2 separate regions of the Homo sapiens genome follow, and region 1 is linked to region 2. A link is a contact called in ENCODE Hi-C or POLR2A ChIA-PET data. All regions are on one chromosome and are shown on one strand. The core of a region is the stretch at or near the end of the contact, and the rest is flanking DNA. Distances in the headings are between cores, read along the strand shown.

The links. Hi-C counts contacts between places; a loop is a spot of excess contacts on that map. ChIA-PET counts read pairs that join two places held with the same protein, here RNA polymerase II (POLR2A). Pooled maps may share reads with other maps.
Region 1: a loop to region 2 is called in a map of MCF 10A, with 21 times the contacts of the local background. The contact joins two enhancer-like sites. A Hi-C loop is called at or near these places in 2 of 168 maps with a recorded cell type or tissue (GM12878 and MCF 10A), 7 of 37 single-sample maps with no recorded cell type and 9 of 50 pooled maps. POLR2A ChIA-PET finds 5 or more read pairs at or near these places in 3 of 52 experiments (BJ, RWPE1 and activated CD4-positive, alpha-beta memory T cell).

Annotation. Positions count from the first base shown.
Region 1 is chr22:17,557,237-17,562,524 of GRCh38, forward strand. It overlaps CECR2 (CECR2 histone acetyl-lysine reader), which reads left to right. Exons shown (of 19, transcript NM_001290047.2): 19 at 1-915. Among named protein-coding and RNA genes, the nearest start is that of SLC25A18, 3.6 kb to the right of the region's middle. Within about 2 kb of position 1,320, at least 2 of the 41 ENCODE cell types and tissues checked have a DNase peak (open chromatin) inside an H3K27ac peak, as active enhancers do.
Region 2 is chr22:17,828,493-17,834,414 of GRCh38, forward strand. It overlaps MICAL3 (microtubule associated monooxygenase, calponin and LIM domain containing 3), which reads right to left. Exons shown (of 32, transcript NM_015241.3): 21 at 3,362-3,615. Among named protein-coding and RNA genes, the nearest start is that of LINC00528, 54 kb to the left of the region's middle. Within about 2 kb of position 1,644, at least 14 of the 41 ENCODE cell types and tissues checked have a DNase peak (open chromatin) inside an H3K27ac peak, as active enhancers do.

The DNA.
Region 1 (5,288 bases), core at 70-2,569, 270 kb before region 2:
CTCCCAGGTTCAAGGGATTCGTCTGCCTCGGCCTCCCAAGTAGCTGGGACTACAAGCGCGCACCACCACTCCCAGCTAATTTTTGTATTTTTAGTAGAGGCGGGGTTTCACCATGTTGGCCAGGCTGGTCTCAAACTCCTGACCTCAGGTGATCCACCCGCCTTGGCCTCCCAACATGCTGGGATTACAGGCGTGAGCCAACACACCGGACCTTCATTTTTTAAATTAAGCTGGGACACAAGTTTTGCCTCCAGGCTGGATGTTGATCCTGCTCTGTGCTAGACAGATGTGCGGAGGGACTGTTCCGGGCTCGGCTTGACCTTTTCCTACCTAGTTTCTCCCTCTTGTCCTGCACAAGAGGACTAACTGAACTCTAACGTCAGAACGGCTGACGAGCAGTTGATTGTCCTTGCTTGTGTTGTTGACAGGGGTGGGTGGGGTGGGAGCAGGGGTATGGATATTGCATAAGTTATTGAAATGCTGACCCCCGTTCAGGAAACCATGCAGCCCCTTCCCTTCCCTTCCCTTCCCTTCCTTTCCCTTCCCTAGCCAGGGCTCAGGTACCTCACTCTCCTGCCTTGTGCGTAGCTCCTGGGGCCCCGGTCAGTCCCCAGCAGCCTTGGCACACAGTGTCTGGAGCCTCTGCTCCTGCTGCAAAAGCAGAAACCATGTGAACCTTCTGGCCAGTACTGGAAAGGGGAATGCTATTTATTTTTATATTGTGTATATTTTGTCGTGGTCTGCTGATTCCCTGTTTCACTGAGAGCGACACTTACCTCAATAGTTAGTTCAATATTGTGTGTTGGATAATTTTTTAAAAGAACTTTTTAAAAAGCTTTTTGATCCTTGGAGGTCTGTAGATTTATTTCCATATGAACTGGTTATTTTGTATAAAGTACATGCTTAAAATAGCAAGGCTCCTCTGTGTGTGTGGTGTGTCTGTCCATGTGTCATTTCCATATCAGGGCAAACCCAGACTTCCATCAGGACGAAGGCGTGAACTAGGCCACAAGGCCACCAGCTGAAATGCCACCCCTCGTCCATTCTCATGCATCCAGAATCCACGGAGGCGGGGCACGGGTCCTGTGCATGAGACAGAGGAATATGGTTCCAGAGAACTTCAAAACAGTCATGTACTGACTGGCAGTTCTAAACCATGTCAGGGATAAAACGCTCCTCACAGCCGATCCTTGCGAAGCTGGCCCGGCCGTCAGCATCTCACTGGTAAAGGCGTCCGCCTTCAGAAGGTTACTACACCTGAGGTGCACGACTTCTCTCCTTGCAGGCTTTAGGGTGCCTGGGATGGGAAAGGAGTATAACAGTGGGGCAGCGGGGCAGCTCCAGCCTGGAGCCCGCTGTGCACACACATGGCCAGAAGTGGGAGCTCCAGCCTAAGCAAGCGGGCAATCTTATACCTGCCAAGGTCATTTATGTTTTATTTCCAGTTACTGGGAGAACAGTTTGAAAGTAGCTTCATTCAGCCAGGCGCGGTGGTTCACGTCTGTAATCCCAGCACTTTGGGAGGCTGAGGCGGGCGGATCACGAGGTCAGGAGATCGAGACCATCCTGGCTAACACGGTGAAACCCCGTCTCTACTAAAAATACAAAAAATTAGCCGCGCGTGGCGGCACACACCTGTAGCCCCAGCTACTCGGGAGGCTGAGGCGGGAGAATGGCGTGAACCCGGGAGGCGGAGCTTGCAGTGAGCCGAGATCGCACCACTGCATTCCAGCCTGGGTGACAGAGTGAGACTGTGTCCCAAAAAAAGAAAGTAGCTACATTCTTAGAAATCAGCTACAGTCTTAAGACACCAGAACTCCTGTTTTGTCCTTAAATGCAGACTGTCCCAGTTTAATGATCATTCAACTTAGGAGTTTTTGAAAATGAGACACATTCTGCAGAAACTGTACTTGAAGTCCTCGTGCAACAATTCTCTTTCACCTTCTGTACGGTATTCAATAAACTCCATGACATATTCAACACTGTGTGATAAAGGAGGCTCAGCCAGGTGTGCTGGCTCACACCTGTAATCCCAGCACTCTGGGAGGCCAAGGCAAGTAGATCATATGAGCTCAGGAGTTCGAGACCAGCCTGGCCAACATGGCAAAAGCCTGCCTCTACTAAAAACACAAAAATTAGCGGGGCGTGGTGGCGGGTGCCTGTAATCCTGGCTACTTGGGAGGCTGAGGCAGGACAATCGCTGGAAGCTGGGATGCGGAGGTTGCAGTGAGCCAAGATCGCGCCACTGCATTCCAGCCTGAGCGACAGGAAGACTCCGTCTCAAAAATAAAAATAAAAAAGGAGGCTCAACTGTGGGCTAGCATAAGTTTGCTGAGCATGCTTGAGGCAGGCTAAGCTGTGATATTTGGTGGGTTAGGTGGATTCAGTGCATTTCCAGCTGACAATATTTTCAACTCATGATGGGTTTATCCGGAGGTGACCCCACTGGAAGCTGAGGAGCATCTGTAATTGGCTGTGGAAGTAATCCTCATTCCATAAAAATTTCACCACAATTAGTACCCGTTTCCAAACCCATGCTTGGGGCTGTCCCTTTCTAGGCAGTGATCTGTTCACTCTCCTTTTAACCTCCAGTTGTTTGGTGTCTGATTGTCCCCACTGATACTCTGTTGTTACTGGCTAACAAATTTTTGAGCCTTTTATCCTGGTATTATTTTAAAACTGTTCAGTTATTCTCCCATGAAAAGTGTTTCTATGATAAAACATTTTATGCCAACCGTACTTTCTTGTTTAGTAGTTGCATTTCAGTGTAATTTCTGAAACAAAACAAAAATCAACTTTAAAGTGAAAAATCAGGCTGGGCACGGTGGCTCACTTGATGTCAGGAGTTTGAGATCAGCCTGGCCAGCATGGTGAAACCGTCTCTACCAAAAATACAAAAATTAGCCGGGCATGGTGGCACACGCTTGTGATCTCAGCTACTTAGGAAGCTGAAGCAGGAGAATTGCTTAAACCCTGCAGGCAGAGGTTGCAGTGAGCAGAGATCGCACCACTGCACTCCAGCCTGGGCAAGAGTGTGAGATCCTGTCTTAAAAAATCACTAGTAAACCCCAGATCAGACATGATGCTACTCAAATTGTGCATCTCGATGGATTCTCCCAGTGGGTGGGGGGAGCACCACTCTGGCCTGGCTTCCTTCACTGTTCTGTCAGCTTTCCTAGAGCCCAGTCCAGCTGCATCAGTGGCTGGGATGGCGTTAGCAAACCCACTCCCTGTGCATATCAGCAGCACACCCTTAAAATGCATGCAAACTTTGATTCCTAACTTTCAGATTTCCTCCTACCGTGACATGAATTCTCACCAAACAAAGGCCAGAATGTTTTTTGACATATTTAGCTATTGATAGGCTTTAGCTCTCCCTCTCCCTCTCCCTCTCCCTCTCCTCACGGTCTCCCTCTCTTTCCACGGTCTCCCTCTCATGCGGAGCCGAAGCTGGACTGTACTGCTGCCATCTCGGCTCACTGCAACCTCCCTGCCTGATTCTCCTGCCTCAGCCTGCCGAGTGCCTGCGATTGCAGGCACGCGCCGCCACGCCTGACTGGTTTTGGTGGAGACGGGGTTTCGCTGTGTTGGCCGGGCTGGTCTCCAGCTCCTAACCGCGAGTGATCCGCCAGCCTCGGCCTCCCGAAGTGCCGGGATTGCAGACGGAGTCTCGTTCACTCAGTGCTCAATGGTGCCCAGGCTGGAGTGCAGTGGCGTGATCTCGGCTCGCTACAACCTCCACCTCCCAGCCGCTTGCCTTGGCCTCCCAAAGTGCTGAGATTGCAGCCTCTGCCCGGCTGCCACCCCGTCTGGGAAGTGAGGAGCGTCTCTGCCTGGCCGCCCATCGTCTGGGATGTGAGGAGCCCCTCTGCCTGGCTGCCCAGTCTGGAAAGTGAGGAGCGTCTCCGCCCGGCCGCCATCCCATCTAGGAAGTGAGGAGCGTCTCTGCCCGGCCGCCCATCGTCTGAGATGTGGGGAGCGCCTCTGCCCCGCCGCCCCGTCTGGGATGTGAGGAGCGCCTCTGCCCGGCCGCGACCCCGTCTGGGAGGTGAGGAGCGTCTCTGCCCAGCCGGCCCGTCTGAGAAGTGAGGAGACCCTCTGCCTGGCAACCACCCCGTCTGAGAAGTGAGGAGCCCCTCCGCCCGGCAGCCACCCCGTCCGGGAGGGAGGTGGGGGGTCAGCCCCCCGCCCGGCCAGCCACCCCGTCCGGGAGGTGAGGGGCGCCTCTGCCCGGCCGCCCCTACTGGGAAGTGAGGAGCCCCTCTGCCCGGCCACCACCCCGTCTGGGAGGTGTGCCCAACAGCTCATTGAGAACGGGCCATGATGACAGTGGCAGTTTTGTGGAATAGAAAGGCGGGAAAGGTGGGGAAAAGATTGAGAAATCGGATGGTTGCCGTGTCTGTGTAGAAAGAAGTAGACATGGGAGACTTTTCATTTTGTTCTGCACTAAGAAAAATTCTTCTGCCTTGGGATCCTGTTGATCGGTGACCTTACCCCCAACCCTGTGCTCTCTGAAACATGTGCTGTGTCCACTCAGGGTTAAATGGATTAAGGGCGGTGCAAGATGTGCTTTGTTAAACAGACGCTTGAAGGCAGCATGCTCGTTAAGTGTCATCACCACTCCCTAATCTCAAGTACCCAGGGACACAAACACTGCGGAAGGCCGCAGGGTCCTCTGCCTAGGAAAACCAGAGACCTTTGTTCACTTGTTTATCTGCTGACCTTCCCTCCACTATTGTCCCATGACCCTGCCAAATCCCCCTCTGTGAGAAACACCCAAGAATTATCAATAAAAAAATAAATTAAAAAAAAAAAAAGAATAACAAGAAACATCTATTCTCTGTTTTCCATACCCTAAGCTTGGTTCTAAGCACCTTATGTTCATTGACTTATTAAATTCTCACAACATGAAAAAAAAAAAAAAAGATAGGCTTTAATTTTTCTTGAGACAGGGTTTCACTCTGTTGCCCAGGCTAGGTACAGTGGCATGGTCTCAGCTCACTGCAGCCTCAATCTCCCGGGCTCAAGCAGTCCTCTCACCACAGCCTCCCAAGCAGCTGGGACTACAGGGGCACCCCACCACACCCAGCTAATTTTTTGTCTCACGATGTTGCCCAGGCTGGTCTAGAACTGAGCTCAAGTGATCTGTCTGCCTCAGCCTCCCGAAGTGCTAGGAATTACAGGCGTGAGCCACTGTGCCCGGCCTTTATTTTTTATAAGGAACTTAGCCATTTAGAGTGCTTCCAGATTTATCTTCTTCGGGCCAAAACCAGCAACAAATATATGTA
Region 2 (5,922 bases), core at 394-2,893:
GGAGGTGATGGCTGGGAGGGAAGCAGAGCTCTTTCATGTACGTTTCCAAACCCTTGGAATTTCACAGGCGAGAATGAGACCAACAGCTCTCTGAGGTCAAAGCCCTCACCTGAGAACTCCATGTGGTGCCCTGCTTATCACCTCTGGAAACAAGGCCTGGTTTCTCAGCTACATGGAAACTCACCAGTGGCCCCTCTGGATCCCTGCCCTGTGGGATCCCTGTACTTAGTGCTTGGACCGTGCCACACAGTTGGGTTAAGATAAAGGGACAGCTAGCAACTGGGAAGGGAAGGTGGCTGTTCAGCAGGTGCCACCTGATCTGAAGGATTCGTGTTCCTGCCAGGAGCCAGCTTCCATCTGGGAATGGGTGACATGCCTCCTCTGAGTCTAACCAGACAATCTGGCCTTGGCTTCAGTCACTATGACAGCCTCTTCAAGCAACAGGGAATGTGAAATGGGCAGAAAGGACCAGCAAGACCACCCAGTGTGATGCTGGCCCTGTGCTCTGCCGTATGTGGGGTATCAGCCCATTGTTGGAGCTGCTAGTCTCTATAGATTTGTTGCTGGCCCTGCAAGCCGTATGTGGAGTATTAGCCCCTTGTTGGAGTTGCTGGTCTCTATAGATGTTGCTGGTCTCTATAGATTTGTGGACTTTTTCTGAGGTGAATTTGCCTTTTTTTTTTTTTTTTTTGAGACGAAGTGTCGCTCTTGTTGCCCAGGCTAGAGTGCAATGGCACGATCTCAGCTCACCGCAACCTCCGCCTCCCAGGTTCAAGCAATTCTCCTGCCTCAGCCTCCCAAGTAGCTGGGATTACAGGCATGTGCCACCATGCCCGACTAATTTTTTATATTTTTTAGTAGAGACAGGGTTTCTCCATGTTGGTCAGACTGGTCTCAAACTCCCGATCTCAGGTGATCCACACGCCTCGGCCTCCCAAAGTGCTGGGATTACAGGCATGAGCCACTGCACCCGGCCGTCAATTTGCCTTTCTTTATGGTGCTGGGTGGGACTAAGTCACAGCAGAGTCACCTAACAGCCTGGATGCACAGGACTGAGGAAGGTAAGTCAAAGAGTGCAGGGCCTTTCTCTACCTTCTCAGCAACAAAGAGAAGAGACACATTCTTCTCTCAGAGTCCTGCTGTGCTTCCTGCTAATACATGCAGCCTTGGGGACTTATCGACAGCACAAGCCAGCATTTCCTCCTTTCTCAGAGAAACATTAAAGGCACCTGCACTGGCGATAGGTTTCCTGCATCAGAGAAGGAGCCAAGTCTTGGCTGGAGATGAGCTTGCAGTAAAACATATGCGGCATAGATGGGGCCGCATTCCATGAGGCCACTTCTGGAGCCTTCTCCAACTTCCTCCAGAACCTCTTCTGACTCACATGTTACTTTGCGCCTGACTGTCTGGGCAGGCTGGGACCAGGGAGAGTAGCCCAGTGAGATGTGTGCAGAGCCCGTCAGCACAGTTCCATAAAACACAGACCTTTGTCTGTGAGACATGCTCTTGGAGGCAAATTTTGGATGGCTGCCAGGGAGCTGGGGTAGAAGGTGGGCACGGGGTAAAGTGGGTACCTTTAAATGTCCTCAAATCTTCTTCCTGTGGGAGGTACCTGGCGCCACTGGCCTTGCAGTTCTGTGTCCCAGGGGCAGTACTCCCCTTCTACAGCAGGGGGAGCCAGAGACCCACACAGCATCAGGAATCCCACAGCGCGATCAAGCAGGGAGGGAAGAGAAGGGAGTAGTGGTGTCCAGCCACTGCCTGCACAGGCACCGTCGGCTGCCCGACAGACACACCTGCGCTAGGGACACAGGCTCCGGTCTGGGACTCTCGGAGTTTGGCTGAATCTGTCAGTATGTGTTTGTGTAGTTAAAGCTCTTTTCCTACAGGTTTGGTCTTGACGTTAGCACTAAGTCCAGGAAATTAAGTCTGCGTGAAGGAAAGCTCGGCTCAACTCTCCTGAAAAGGGAACGTGCTTCGACCCGAAGCTGTGCCAGGGCTCAAAGCTGCCGAGTGATCATCATCAGATGGAGATGACGATGTCTGGAACAGTGCAAACAAAACACCGTGCCCTGGACCAGCTGTGCATGCTCACTCTGCTGGCTAGCAGAGGCCACGCCGGCACCTGGCTCCGCAGACACGGCAGCATGGAGGGAGAGCCCAGATTCACAGACCCCATTTCTCCTAAGGCAGACAGGGTGTGGAGTGCGGGTCACTAAGGGCTGCCTGTGGGTCCTGCCCAGCCTCTGCCTCAGAGGGAAGAGTAGAGAACTGGGAGAGCAGGTCCTTAGGGAGCCCGAGGAAGTCCCTGACGCCAGCTGTTCTCGCGGACGCCCAACGGTGCGGTTCCTTCTGCTAACCCACCTCACTGGGGCCAACATCCTGGAGCTGCACAGCTCCCAGGGGACTGGATCAGGAACATGAGCCCTGTCAGGCAAGGGCTCAGCCCTGTGTGCCAGAGAAAACAGACCCCCGGATGGGACTGGGCAGCAAGCACACAGGTGCCAGGAGAAGCAGAGATGAGCACAGTGCCAGCTCTGCAGGGCCTGGGGTCACTGAGAACTCAACCGATCCTCTGACCGCTGCAGGGAGTCACTGGTGCTCAGAAATTAAAGGTCATGTCCTTCCTGCTCACTCCACATCTATCTTTTGGGGACTCAGATCTCCACCTGCCCTGGCTCCGTCTTCACCACCCCCCAGACTTCTGCGCTGCTGGAGCAGAGAAAGAATGGCCTTCTCTCCTGCACAGGCCCAGCAAGTCCCTCCTCATCACTTGAGGCCACACACACCCAGAGATGGGGCAGAATTGAAAAATCTCAAGTCCAAGGCAAGAGACTATTTCAGAACCAGCCAGAGTGGCTGGCCCCTGGGCCTGAGTATCCCTTCAGGACACTGTCCCCAAAACGCTGCCCTGCGTGCCATCAACTGAGCCCCATCCAGTGGGCACTAAGCTCATAGCCACCTCCGAAACCCTAGACTAGGATCAGGGAATCCTCTAGAAAGCTAAATTCCCTTTCCTTATTAATTTTTTCAACTGAAACTACAGGGCAAAAAGAGAAAACGAGGTGGAGACAAGTAGGAGTGGCCTAACTTGGATGAGTACTTGGACTGGCTCTCTGCCTTCCACTTCCAGTTTCTAAACCAATGTGCACAAGGGACATTACTTCCACTGCCAACCGCCTGCTCAACGCTACGGTGTCCTCCCCTCTGCCCCCCATGTCTTATGTCAGGAGGGGTGGTCCCTGGGCTGTGCAGGAGGCACGTCCGTGTGACGTCAGCCCCAGAAACCTCTTACACTCACGCATGAAACAGATCACTTTGGGGGGCAGGGCAGAGTTCGGAGCAGAGATTTTGTTCTGACCTTCACTGGACTCTTCCTCCTCCTCGTCATAGTCCTCCTCCTCCTCCTCTTCATATTCTTCCTCCTCCTCCTCCTCCTCTTCATTCCCAGGCCCAAAGCTCTTTGAGGCCTCTAGCTCCTCTTCACTTTTCCCTTTCAGAAGGGCATGGATCCGCACGGCCTCCTTCCACGGAACACCACCCAGGTCAGATGGGGGCAGGCGAGGCTCCTCCTCCTCCTCCTCTCCCTCCTCCTCCATCTCAGACTCGGAACTACTGTGAGGAAATAACCACATAGCCAGAGTGAGGGAATGAAGAAAAACTGAGAAGGGGAAGGGGAAGGGCCACCATCAGAAACAATGCATGTCAGGCAAAGCAGCTGCTGAGCAGGCGGAGAGAGACAGGAGGGAGGAGAGAGCGGCATCAGCAGGACAGGGTACCTGGGCATGAGAAGCCACCTACCCAAGCCCGACTAAGGGGACAAAGGGAAGAATGCCTCCTGCTCACAGACCTCACGCACTTCTCCTCAGGTGGATGGGGTAGGGAGGGGACCACCGAAGGCTGCCTGTGGGTCTGGCCCAGCCTCTGCCTGTGGAGGGGAGTGTGCAGAACTGGGAGAGCAGCTCCTCACGGAGCCCATGGAAGTTCCTGACTGCAGCCGCTCAAACTCAAGCCACAGCCCCATCCCTCAGGGTGCTTCAAGCAGCAAACACTGAGATCGCTGGTTTACGTTTCATAGACGGCCTCGAGGGCACAAGCAGGGCAGTGGACTCATTCTGATATAAACCCATGACCCTGGGAATTGAGAATGGAAAGTCTTCTCTCATCCTGGCCCACTGTCTAGTTAGAGGAACTCAATTCTGTGTGACTGCGGCCTGTCAGAAGCCTCTCAGGAGAGCTGTGGGTGTGGTGGGGGGAGGGGGGACCCAGAAAGGCCTGGACTTAACTGGCTGATGATCAAGGTCTGTGTGCTGGGGTGGGGCGACAGATTCCATTTCCTGGCACTCCTTAGAACCCTACCACGTGCCAATCCCTGAGCAGGACACTGTGGGGACACACAGGGAAATGACGGCAAAGGCACCGCTCACTGCAAAGCCACAGGACAGAGACGATGGGGAAAGGGTGGAGACAAACCTCCAACCCCAGGGCCATCGCTCCTGCCAGCTGCTGCACTGCCAAGCACTCCCCTCACAGCTGCAGGCAAGCGTGGCCGACATAGGAAGCCGCACACCTGTAAGAATGCACATGCCACAACGGACACTACCCAAACCGTAGCTCCTCGCTCTGGCCACCCTCCTGCTGCAGTGTACCCCACTCCTGCCCTGTGGAGGGAGGCAGGACAGGAACAAAACCGGGTTCCTTGCAACCTGTGGGGCTCCAATACACGCAAAACCCCAACATTGCTGCACAAATGGAGATGTTTCTGAGTGTTTCGTGGTCTGATAATTCCCAAAGCATCTTTTTCAGGAGAGGCCTTGCCTGCAGTGAGAGGCCGGGGGAAATCAGCTTTCACGTTAAAGCCATGGCCCGACCTCTGGCCCAACAAAATCCAAGAAGCATCAGGCACGAGAGGGCATCTGCCCTGACCTCCTGCGAGGGTGTGTCCTCTCTCTGCCCAGGCAGGCTCTCCCCTAGCCTGCTTGTGTGTGAGAGGGCGAACCAGTAAATACACCACGATGAGCACTGAGGGGCACTGCCAGGGCGATCACTGCCAGGTGAAGAATCTCGCCTTGTCCAAAGAGAGGACTCCAGCCCTTGTCCTTGGCTCCACGAAAGTAACCTAGACACGCCTGGGGTGCCCTGCCTATGGGGCTGTCACTGTTTGCCGGAGACCCCGGTTCATGTTGCATAGTCTAGTAATGTGATTAGGGTGAGGCTTTGGGTAGCACGGTATCCAGTGACCCGGAGACTGAGATCAACCATGTGGATAATCAATCAATCATTGCCTATGTAATAAAAACTCCAAACACAGGGTCTTAGTATTGCTCAGGTGAGCAATACTCCTGGCGTATCGTCACACATCGAGACCAAGAGAGTACAGCTGTCCTGGCCCCACAGTGAGCACAATGGAAGCTGAGTCTGGTTCCTTCCTGGACTCACCCTATGTACTTCTTCCCTTGGCTCACTGACATCTGTACCCTTTCCCTGTAACGAACCATAACCATGAGTACAACAGCTTTCAGTGAGTTCTGCGAGCTCTAGCAAACTATCAAACCTGTGGGTGATTCTGGGAGACTCCGGAATTCGCCACTGGGGTCAGAAGTGGGGCAGTCTTGTGGGCTGTATTCCCTCTTTTCAGCTGGCCATTTCCTCACTGTGCCACACCAGCTCTGCTACTGGCTGGCTGTGTGACTGTGAGTTGATTATTTGTGCTCTCTGAGTTTGCTCAATGACACATTCATTCATTCACTCGGTGAACATTTCTGAGCACCTACAGCTCAGCCAGTGGACAAAAGAATATACTGCAAGGAGCTCAGGGTAGTGAATCAGCTTCACTTGTTCATTTACCTGGATAAAATTTATTCAATTATCTTCCCCTCACAACGCACTTGCTAGACACTGTAGGGAACACAAAGGTGACAC